2 separate regions of the Homo sapiens genome follow, and region 1 is linked to region 2. The links are chromatin contacts, found by Hi-C or POLR2A ChIA-PET in ENCODE. All regions are on one chromosome and are shown on one strand. Each heading gives the region's core, a stretch centred on a gene start or an enhancer-like site at or near the end of the contact. The rest is flanking DNA. Distances are from core to core; before and after follow the strand shown. Region 1 overlaps MICAL3 (microtubule associated monooxygenase, calponin and LIM domain containing 3). Region 2 overlaps MICAL3 (microtubule associated monooxygenase, calponin and LIM domain containing 3).

Region 1 (4,098 bases), core at 197-2,696, 120 kb after region 2:
TATAGAAGAGAGTGAGAAGCAGAGGACAAAAACCTTTCTATGGAAAAAAACAGGCACCCCAGGGATGCACCTGCACTCCTGCCCCTCTCCACCTCCCACCCCTGCCAACACTGACAGTGGAAGCCTCTGTCCCATCTGCCCAGTGCTCCCCGCCAAGGACAGAGTCAGGGCCTTAGGAAAGCTGTTTTTGGTACCTGAGTGCATGTGTGTGTGTGTTTTCAAACAGGGTTCCACTCCAGTGGAGAGAGAGAAAAAGACTTTGGTTGACATGGACATCAGTTAAAACCTCTATCCAGAAACTAACTAACCAGTGTTTACTTGTGCGTCATAGCTAGAGGTTCTCGGGACTTCATTATTTTCAGCCACTTTCCTCCCAGAAAACACTGGCCATCTCATGAATGAAGCTGTTTAGCCAAGGTTAGAATATGCAAGGAGAGAGGGGGTGGCAGTAGGAGAGGGCGCAGGGTTCCAGGAGAGCAGGGGGTGAAGGAGAATGCTCACAGAGCAAATATTGTTTACAACTGCAGAGCCAAGCTAATGTGATCTCCCGCCTGTTCAAGCATATTATTACATTAAGTCCCGAACAATGAAGTCGGAGGCAGGGAGAGCAGAGCCGACCCAGCCTCCGCTTTGCTAATGGCACAAGGGCAACATTCCATGCAAAGTTTCGGTGTGCAGGCCTCCTGAGAACCCAGCAGTGCCAGGCAGCAGTGAGCACACGCACCCACTGACGATAGGACTGTGGGGACAGGCAGGTGTCAAGAGAAGGGCACTACACCCTTTCACGTGCCGCTCCAGGGGAAAGCAGGTGGGAGAAACCGCATTTTTAACTGAAAATAGGGTACAACTGGACATGTTAAGAGAAGCACAGGCTGCTGGGTCCTCCAACAGCTATCTGAGGGTGGAGCAGGCCACGGCAGCAGATGGGAGAAGAGGCTGAGGCGGAGCAGGGTTCTCCCCACAGTTCCTGGGGACCGCTGTACTATTCACTTCCAGGAACATCACTGCACACCTCTGAGATCATCAAACTTACTAGAAATAATAAATATACTATCAAATGCCACTAAATATGAAGTTCGCACTCAGGCACTGGGGGACCTTTTTTTTTTTTTTTTTCAACAGTATGACCAGGTGTAAAATTAAGATCAAGCCAATAAATATAGGGTCTAATACCTCAGGCTGGACTCAGTCTATACCTATTAGGGCTGAGTGCTGTCAACTCCAACTCTCCCTGACCCCCAGGAAAAAAGCCTCAAGTCCTCTCTCACACACCATTTCAGCCTTTACCTTTCTCCATAAGGAAGCCCCCAATCCCCATATTTCTTTCCCCATTTCAGCCTAGCCGGTGGTGGTGTAAAACGACTGCCAGCCGAGGGCCTGCGTCTCCTTCACCCTCGTCCACTAATGCACATGAAAATCTAAATTAATAGGGCACCTTGGGCGCTGGCCCAGAGAGAAAGCAGGGTCCTTGGCCAGCTCCCTGCACACGCGCTGCCAACATCCGCTGTGGGCTCTGAGCACCCCTGCACAGGCCCTGTGGGAGTAGGAGAGGCACCTCAAAGAAAAACAACCCGAAACAAAGGCACCAGCCAGGAAGACCTTCACCCATTCACATTCCCGGGTGTCCCCAAGTAAAACAGCAGGATTCACATGAGGACCTGGGTTCTTCTCCCTGAGATGTGGAGAGCAAGGGGTAACACGCGCCCTACTGCCCAGGGAGGGGAGGGGCTCAGTAAAGGCAGCGGGCCCCTCTCCACACAGCCCCCATACGCCCCAATTCCACCAGGCACCTCCCTCCCCCACCCAGAATGCCTTCCAGTCTAGCCTCCCACATCAAAGACTACAGCCAAAGCTTCTCTTCTGCCCAGAGAGCAGAGAAAGAAGGGATGAGGGAGAGAAGAGGCTGTATTTAGCAGGAAGACTGAGACAAAAGGGATGAGGTGGGTCACACAGGCCAAGCCCCACAGGAGCATGTTCACTCGGTGGCGGAAGGGCCATAGAAACTGAAGGGCCCAGCTGCTCTCTCAGCTTACAGGGAGGGGCAGACACAGGCCCAGAGGGATCCGAAAGCAATCACCTTATCAAGTTATTCAAAATCCAGATTGAAAGTCAGGACCGGAAATCCTCGCTAGTAACAACAGGGTATTAAGTGGAGGAGAGTGTGGCAAGCAGGTACAGATGACAAAGCAGGCAGCATCTCAAGTCCTTGGCTGGGTATTCCTGGGAGTCCCCTGTGGCTGTCTCAGGGAACAGAGACAGGATGCTCTTGACAGTTTTAACCGGAGCAGCTCTACCTGACCAGGAGGCCAGAGAAGACTGCACTTTCCCTGGCTTCGGGGGTGGGCAGGCACCCCTACTTCCGAAAAGAACAAAAAGAGAACAAAAGCTGCCTCATACCTTGTGGACCATATCAGAGCAGCCAGCACAGCTTGCATTCTCACACTCTGCCTGCAACCAGGACACCGCCTGTGTGAAACAACGACCCACATGTGTATTCACTGCACACACACGGCCCCGGAGAGTTCTTTCATTTAGTGTAGGGAACTAACTTATAAATGGGACACATCTTTGTATGTGCAAAAGATCCCTCAGGCGAGCCTCTGTGAGAACACCCACCTGCAGCCCCGGAATGTCTCAGCACATGCGACACTGAGTCATCTTAGCGCCACACACATGCAGACAGAGGCACTGCACACACATGTGGACACATCCCCAAAGTACCAGGGGACACAAATCCAAAACCACCAGGTGATTGGGGAAAGTTCCTCTTATGTGGAAGATAGAGGAAAAGCCAATGGCTAATGTGATGTTTAAGTGAGGGCTGATCTATTTTCCCCTTCTCTGCTCCAAAGCCATTCTACTCCAAGTGTGCACATCACAGGAGGACCTGAGGGAGTGGTGGGCAAGTTCCTACAAGCTGCCTATTTTTAACCTCTGGTCTTTCCTGCCCTCTTCCCTGGGGAACACCCCTCCCTCTGCTCTCCAGCAAAGGGCCCAGCTGAACCACATGATACCCCTTCCAAGCCGGAAGATGGGTGGGGAGGGCCCTGCTATCGCCTCTCCATACTTCAGATTTCAAAGAGTATGGACTGAGGAATTTGGACAAAAAGTGGGAGGGAAGAAATTGTTTAAATCACAAAGAAAGGAGGAGTGAGACTTCAGAAGAGAAACGCAGCACATCAAATATCTGCTGTCCATCTAAGATCAGAGCCGGGCTGCAAGGCCACATGGCTGGATTGGCCCCCTCTCCCCACTTCGTTCTCCCAGGCCAGCCTACAGCCGCTGCACGCGTTCATCTTGCAGCCTGGGCCCTGCCAGCAAGACTGTGCCCGCCAAGACAGCCTCTACACACCCAGAGGACAGTGGGCCCCCCAGCATGGCCAAACTGCCAATGAGACAATGTTTTCCCTTCATGAAGAGGTAACTGGGACAAGGAAATCCCTTAAGGAAAGAGGAAAAGACCTCGGTGTCTGCCTTGCTCCAAACTCCAATTTGCAGTCCAGCTTTCTCTCACCTTCACCGTGTTCTGTGCGCACCACTGAGATAGAATTACCAACATGAACTGAACAGTGAATTCTGCTCATTCTGGTTTTGCATCAACCTATCATTGTAAAATCAAAGTATGAAAGAAAAGATGCCTCAATCCCCTCAAGATCAAATTTTTATCTTATTTTTATTTGCTCTGTTGTCCAGGCTGGAGTGCAGTGGTGCCATCATAGCTCACTGTTAACCTCCAACTTCTGAGCTCAAGTGATCCTCCCACGTCAGCCTCCCGAGTAGCTGGGACCACAGGCGATGGTGTGCACCACCACACCCGGCTGATATTTTCTTAAATTTTTTGTAGAGATGGCATCTTGCTATGTCACCCAGGTGAAACTTCCTGGGCTCAAGTGATTCTCCCACTTCAGCCTCCCAATGTGCTGGGATTAAAGGTAATGAGCTACTGTATCTGGCCTAACTTAACAATGCTCATCTTCAAACCGCTTCAAATACAGTTATGAATTCATCCACACATACCGTGTCTCCTACCAGACAGACATTATGTGTTTAATAGCAAAAGTTTAAAAAAAAAAAACCCACAAAACTGCCAGTACAGAT
Region 2 (4,394 bases), core at 647-3,146:
ACACAGCAAGGTGCCCACCACCACTCGCCCAGCTGATGGCCAGGTGACGAGAGAGGTGGGAAGAGATTGTGTCATTCTGCCGCCAGCCGGCCAGCTCACACAGGACAGAGATAGACTTTGCTGGCACTTCGGTTTGCATCTTCTGCAGCTGGAGCTGCTGCTGGAGAGAAAAAGTCCCCGTCCCTTAGTGGGCCTCATGCTGCATGCTGGGTCTGAGGCAAGGACACGGATCCCAGTGGAGGGTAGAGTCAGGGGAGGTGATGGCTGGGAGGGAAGCAGAGCTCTTTCATGTACGTTTCCAAACCCTTGGAATTTCACAGGCGAGAATGAGACCAACAGCTCTCTGAGGTCAAAGCCCTCACCTGAGAACTCCATGTGGTGCCCTGCTTATCACCTCTGGAAACAAGGCCTGGTTTCTCAGCTACATGGAAACTCACCAGTGGCCCCTCTGGATCCCTGCCCTGTGGGATCCCTGTACTTAGTGCTTGGACCGTGCCACACAGTTGGGTTAAGATAAAGGGACAGCTAGCAACTGGGAAGGGAAGGTGGCTGTTCAGCAGGTGCCACCTGATCTGAAGGATTCGTGTTCCTGCCAGGAGCCAGCTTCCATCTGGGAATGGGTGACATGCCTCCTCTGAGTCTAACCAGACAATCTGGCCTTGGCTTCAGTCACTATGACAGCCTCTTCAAGCAACAGGGAATGTGAAATGGGCAGAAAGGACCAGCAAGACCACCCAGTGTGATGCTGGCCCTGTGCTCTGCCGTATGTGGGGTATCAGCCCATTGTTGGAGCTGCTAGTCTCTATAGATTTGTTGCTGGCCCTGCAAGCCGTATGTGGAGTATTAGCCCCTTGTTGGAGTTGCTGGTCTCTATAGATGTTGCTGGTCTCTATAGATTTGTGGACTTTTTCTGAGGTGAATTTGCCTTTTTTTTTTTTTTTTTTGAGACGAAGTGTCGCTCTTGTTGCCCAGGCTAGAGTGCAATGGCACGATCTCAGCTCACCGCAACCTCCGCCTCCCAGGTTCAAGCAATTCTCCTGCCTCAGCCTCCCAAGTAGCTGGGATTACAGGCATGTGCCACCATGCCCGACTAATTTTTTATATTTTTTAGTAGAGACAGGGTTTCTCCATGTTGGTCAGACTGGTCTCAAACTCCCGATCTCAGGTGATCCACACGCCTCGGCCTCCCAAAGTGCTGGGATTACAGGCATGAGCCACTGCACCCGGCCGTCAATTTGCCTTTCTTTATGGTGCTGGGTGGGACTAAGTCACAGCAGAGTCACCTAACAGCCTGGATGCACAGGACTGAGGAAGGTAAGTCAAAGAGTGCAGGGCCTTTCTCTACCTTCTCAGCAACAAAGAGAAGAGACACATTCTTCTCTCAGAGTCCTGCTGTGCTTCCTGCTAATACATGCAGCCTTGGGGACTTATCGACAGCACAAGCCAGCATTTCCTCCTTTCTCAGAGAAACATTAAAGGCACCTGCACTGGCGATAGGTTTCCTGCATCAGAGAAGGAGCCAAGTCTTGGCTGGAGATGAGCTTGCAGTAAAACATATGCGGCATAGATGGGGCCGCATTCCATGAGGCCACTTCTGGAGCCTTCTCCAACTTCCTCCAGAACCTCTTCTGACTCACATGTTACTTTGCGCCTGACTGTCTGGGCAGGCTGGGACCAGGGAGAGTAGCCCAGTGAGATGTGTGCAGAGCCCGTCAGCACAGTTCCATAAAACACAGACCTTTGTCTGTGAGACATGCTCTTGGAGGCAAATTTTGGATGGCTGCCAGGGAGCTGGGGTAGAAGGTGGGCACGGGGTAAAGTGGGTACCTTTAAATGTCCTCAAATCTTCTTCCTGTGGGAGGTACCTGGCGCCACTGGCCTTGCAGTTCTGTGTCCCAGGGGCAGTACTCCCCTTCTACAGCAGGGGGAGCCAGAGACCCACACAGCATCAGGAATCCCACAGCGCGATCAAGCAGGGAGGGAAGAGAAGGGAGTAGTGGTGTCCAGCCACTGCCTGCACAGGCACCGTCGGCTGCCCGACAGACACACCTGCGCTAGGGACACAGGCTCCGGTCTGGGACTCTCGGAGTTTGGCTGAATCTGTCAGTATGTGTTTGTGTAGTTAAAGCTCTTTTCCTACAGGTTTGGTCTTGACGTTAGCACTAAGTCCAGGAAATTAAGTCTGCGTGAAGGAAAGCTCGGCTCAACTCTCCTGAAAAGGGAACGTGCTTCGACCCGAAGCTGTGCCAGGGCTCAAAGCTGCCGAGTGATCATCATCAGATGGAGATGACGATGTCTGGAACAGTGCAAACAAAACACCGTGCCCTGGACCAGCTGTGCATGCTCACTCTGCTGGCTAGCAGAGGCCACGCCGGCACCTGGCTCCGCAGACACGGCAGCATGGAGGGAGAGCCCAGATTCACAGACCCCATTTCTCCTAAGGCAGACAGGGTGTGGAGTGCGGGTCACTAAGGGCTGCCTGTGGGTCCTGCCCAGCCTCTGCCTCAGAGGGAAGAGTAGAGAACTGGGAGAGCAGGTCCTTAGGGAGCCCGAGGAAGTCCCTGACGCCAGCTGTTCTCGCGGACGCCCAACGGTGCGGTTCCTTCTGCTAACCCACCTCACTGGGGCCAACATCCTGGAGCTGCACAGCTCCCAGGGGACTGGATCAGGAACATGAGCCCTGTCAGGCAAGGGCTCAGCCCTGTGTGCCAGAGAAAACAGACCCCCGGATGGGACTGGGCAGCAAGCACACAGGTGCCAGGAGAAGCAGAGATGAGCACAGTGCCAGCTCTGCAGGGCCTGGGGTCACTGAGAACTCAACCGATCCTCTGACCGCTGCAGGGAGTCACTGGTGCTCAGAAATTAAAGGTCATGTCCTTCCTGCTCACTCCACATCTATCTTTTGGGGACTCAGATCTCCACCTGCCCTGGCTCCGTCTTCACCACCCCCCAGACTTCTGCGCTGCTGGAGCAGAGAAAGAATGGCCTTCTCTCCTGCACAGGCCCAGCAAGTCCCTCCTCATCACTTGAGGCCACACACACCCAGAGATGGGGCAGAATTGAAAAATCTCAAGTCCAAGGCAAGAGACTATTTCAGAACCAGCCAGAGTGGCTGGCCCCTGGGCCTGAGTATCCCTTCAGGACACTGTCCCCAAAACGCTGCCCTGCGTGCCATCAACTGAGCCCCATCCAGTGGGCACTAAGCTCATAGCCACCTCCGAAACCCTAGACTAGGATCAGGGAATCCTCTAGAAAGCTAAATTCCCTTTCCTTATTAATTTTTTCAACTGAAACTACAGGGCAAAAAGAGAAAACGAGGTGGAGACAAGTAGGAGTGGCCTAACTTGGATGAGTACTTGGACTGGCTCTCTGCCTTCCACTTCCAGTTTCTAAACCAATGTGCACAAGGGACATTACTTCCACTGCCAACCGCCTGCTCAACGCTACGGTGTCCTCCCCTCTGCCCCCCATGTCTTATGTCAGGAGGGGTGGTCCCTGGGCTGTGCAGGAGGCACGTCCGTGTGACGTCAGCCCCAGAAACCTCTTACACTCACGCATGAAACAGATCACTTTGGGGGGCAGGGCAGAGTTCGGAGCAGAGATTTTGTTCTGACCTTCACTGGACTCTTCCTCCTCCTCGTCATAGTCCTCCTCCTCCTCCTCTTCATATTCTTCCTCCTCCTCCTCCTCCTCTTCATTCCCAGGCCCAAAGCTCTTTGAGGCCTCTAGCTCCTCTTCACTTTTCCCTTTCAGAAGGGCATGGATCCGCACGGCCTCCTTCCACGGAACACCACCCAGGTCAGATGGGGGCAGGCGAGGCTCCTCCTCCTCCTCCTCTCCCTCCTCCTCCATCTCAGACTCGGAACTACTGTGAGGAAATAACCACATAGCCAGAGTGAGGGAATGAAGAAAAACTGAGAAGGGGAAGGGGAAGGGCCACCATCAGAAACAATGCATGTCAGGCAAAGCAGCTGCTGAGCAGGCGGAGAGAGACAGGAGGGAGGAGAGAGCGGCATCAGCAGGACAGGGTACCTGGGCATGAGAAGCCACCTACCCAAGCCCGACTAAGGGGACAAAGGGAAGAATGCCTCCTGCTCACAGACCTCACGCACTTCTCCTCAGGTGGATGGGGTAGGGAGGGGACCACCGAAGGCTGCCTGTGGGTCTGGCCCAGCCTCTGCCTGTGGAGGGGAGTGTGCAGAACTGGGAGAGCAGCTCCTCACGGAGCCCATGGAAGTTCCTGACTGCAGCCGCTCAAACTCAAGCCACAGCCCCATCCCTCAGGGTGCTTCAAGCAGCAAACACTGAGATCGCTGGTTTACGTTTCATAGACGGCCTCGAGGGCACAAGCAGGGCAGTGGACTCATTCTGATATAAACCCATGACCCTGGGAA

What was found. Hi-C counts contacts between places; a loop is a spot of excess contacts on that map. ChIA-PET counts read pairs that join two places held with the same protein, here RNA polymerase II (POLR2A). Pooled maps may share reads with other maps.
Region 1: a loop to region 2 is called in a pooled map, with 2.7 times the contacts of the local background. The contact joins two enhancer-like sites. A Hi-C loop is called at or near these places in 1 of 168 maps with a recorded cell type or tissue (esophagus squamous epithelium), 2 of 37 single-sample maps with no recorded cell type and 2 of 50 pooled maps. POLR2A ChIA-PET finds 5 or more read pairs at or near these places in 3 of 52 experiments (MCF 10A, WTC11 and activated T-cell).

Annotation. Positions count from the first base shown.
Region 1 is chr22:17,943,910-17,948,007 of GRCh38, forward strand. All of the region lies in intron 1 of MICAL3 (microtubule associated monooxygenase, calponin and LIM domain containing 3), which reads right to left. Among named protein-coding and RNA genes, the nearest start is that of MIR648, 35 kb to the right of the region's middle. Within about 2 kb of position 1,447, at least 7 of the 41 ENCODE cell types and tissues checked have a DNase peak (open chromatin) inside an H3K27ac peak, as active enhancers do.
Region 2 is chr22:17,828,240-17,832,633 of GRCh38, forward strand. MICAL3 (microtubule associated monooxygenase, calponin and LIM domain containing 3) reads right to left here. Exons shown (of 32, transcript NM_015241.3): 21 at 3,615-3,868. Among named protein-coding and RNA genes, the nearest start is that of LINC00528, 53 kb to the left of the region's middle. Within about 2 kb of position 1,897, at least 14 of the 41 ENCODE cell types and tissues checked have a DNase peak (open chromatin) inside an H3K27ac peak, as active enhancers do.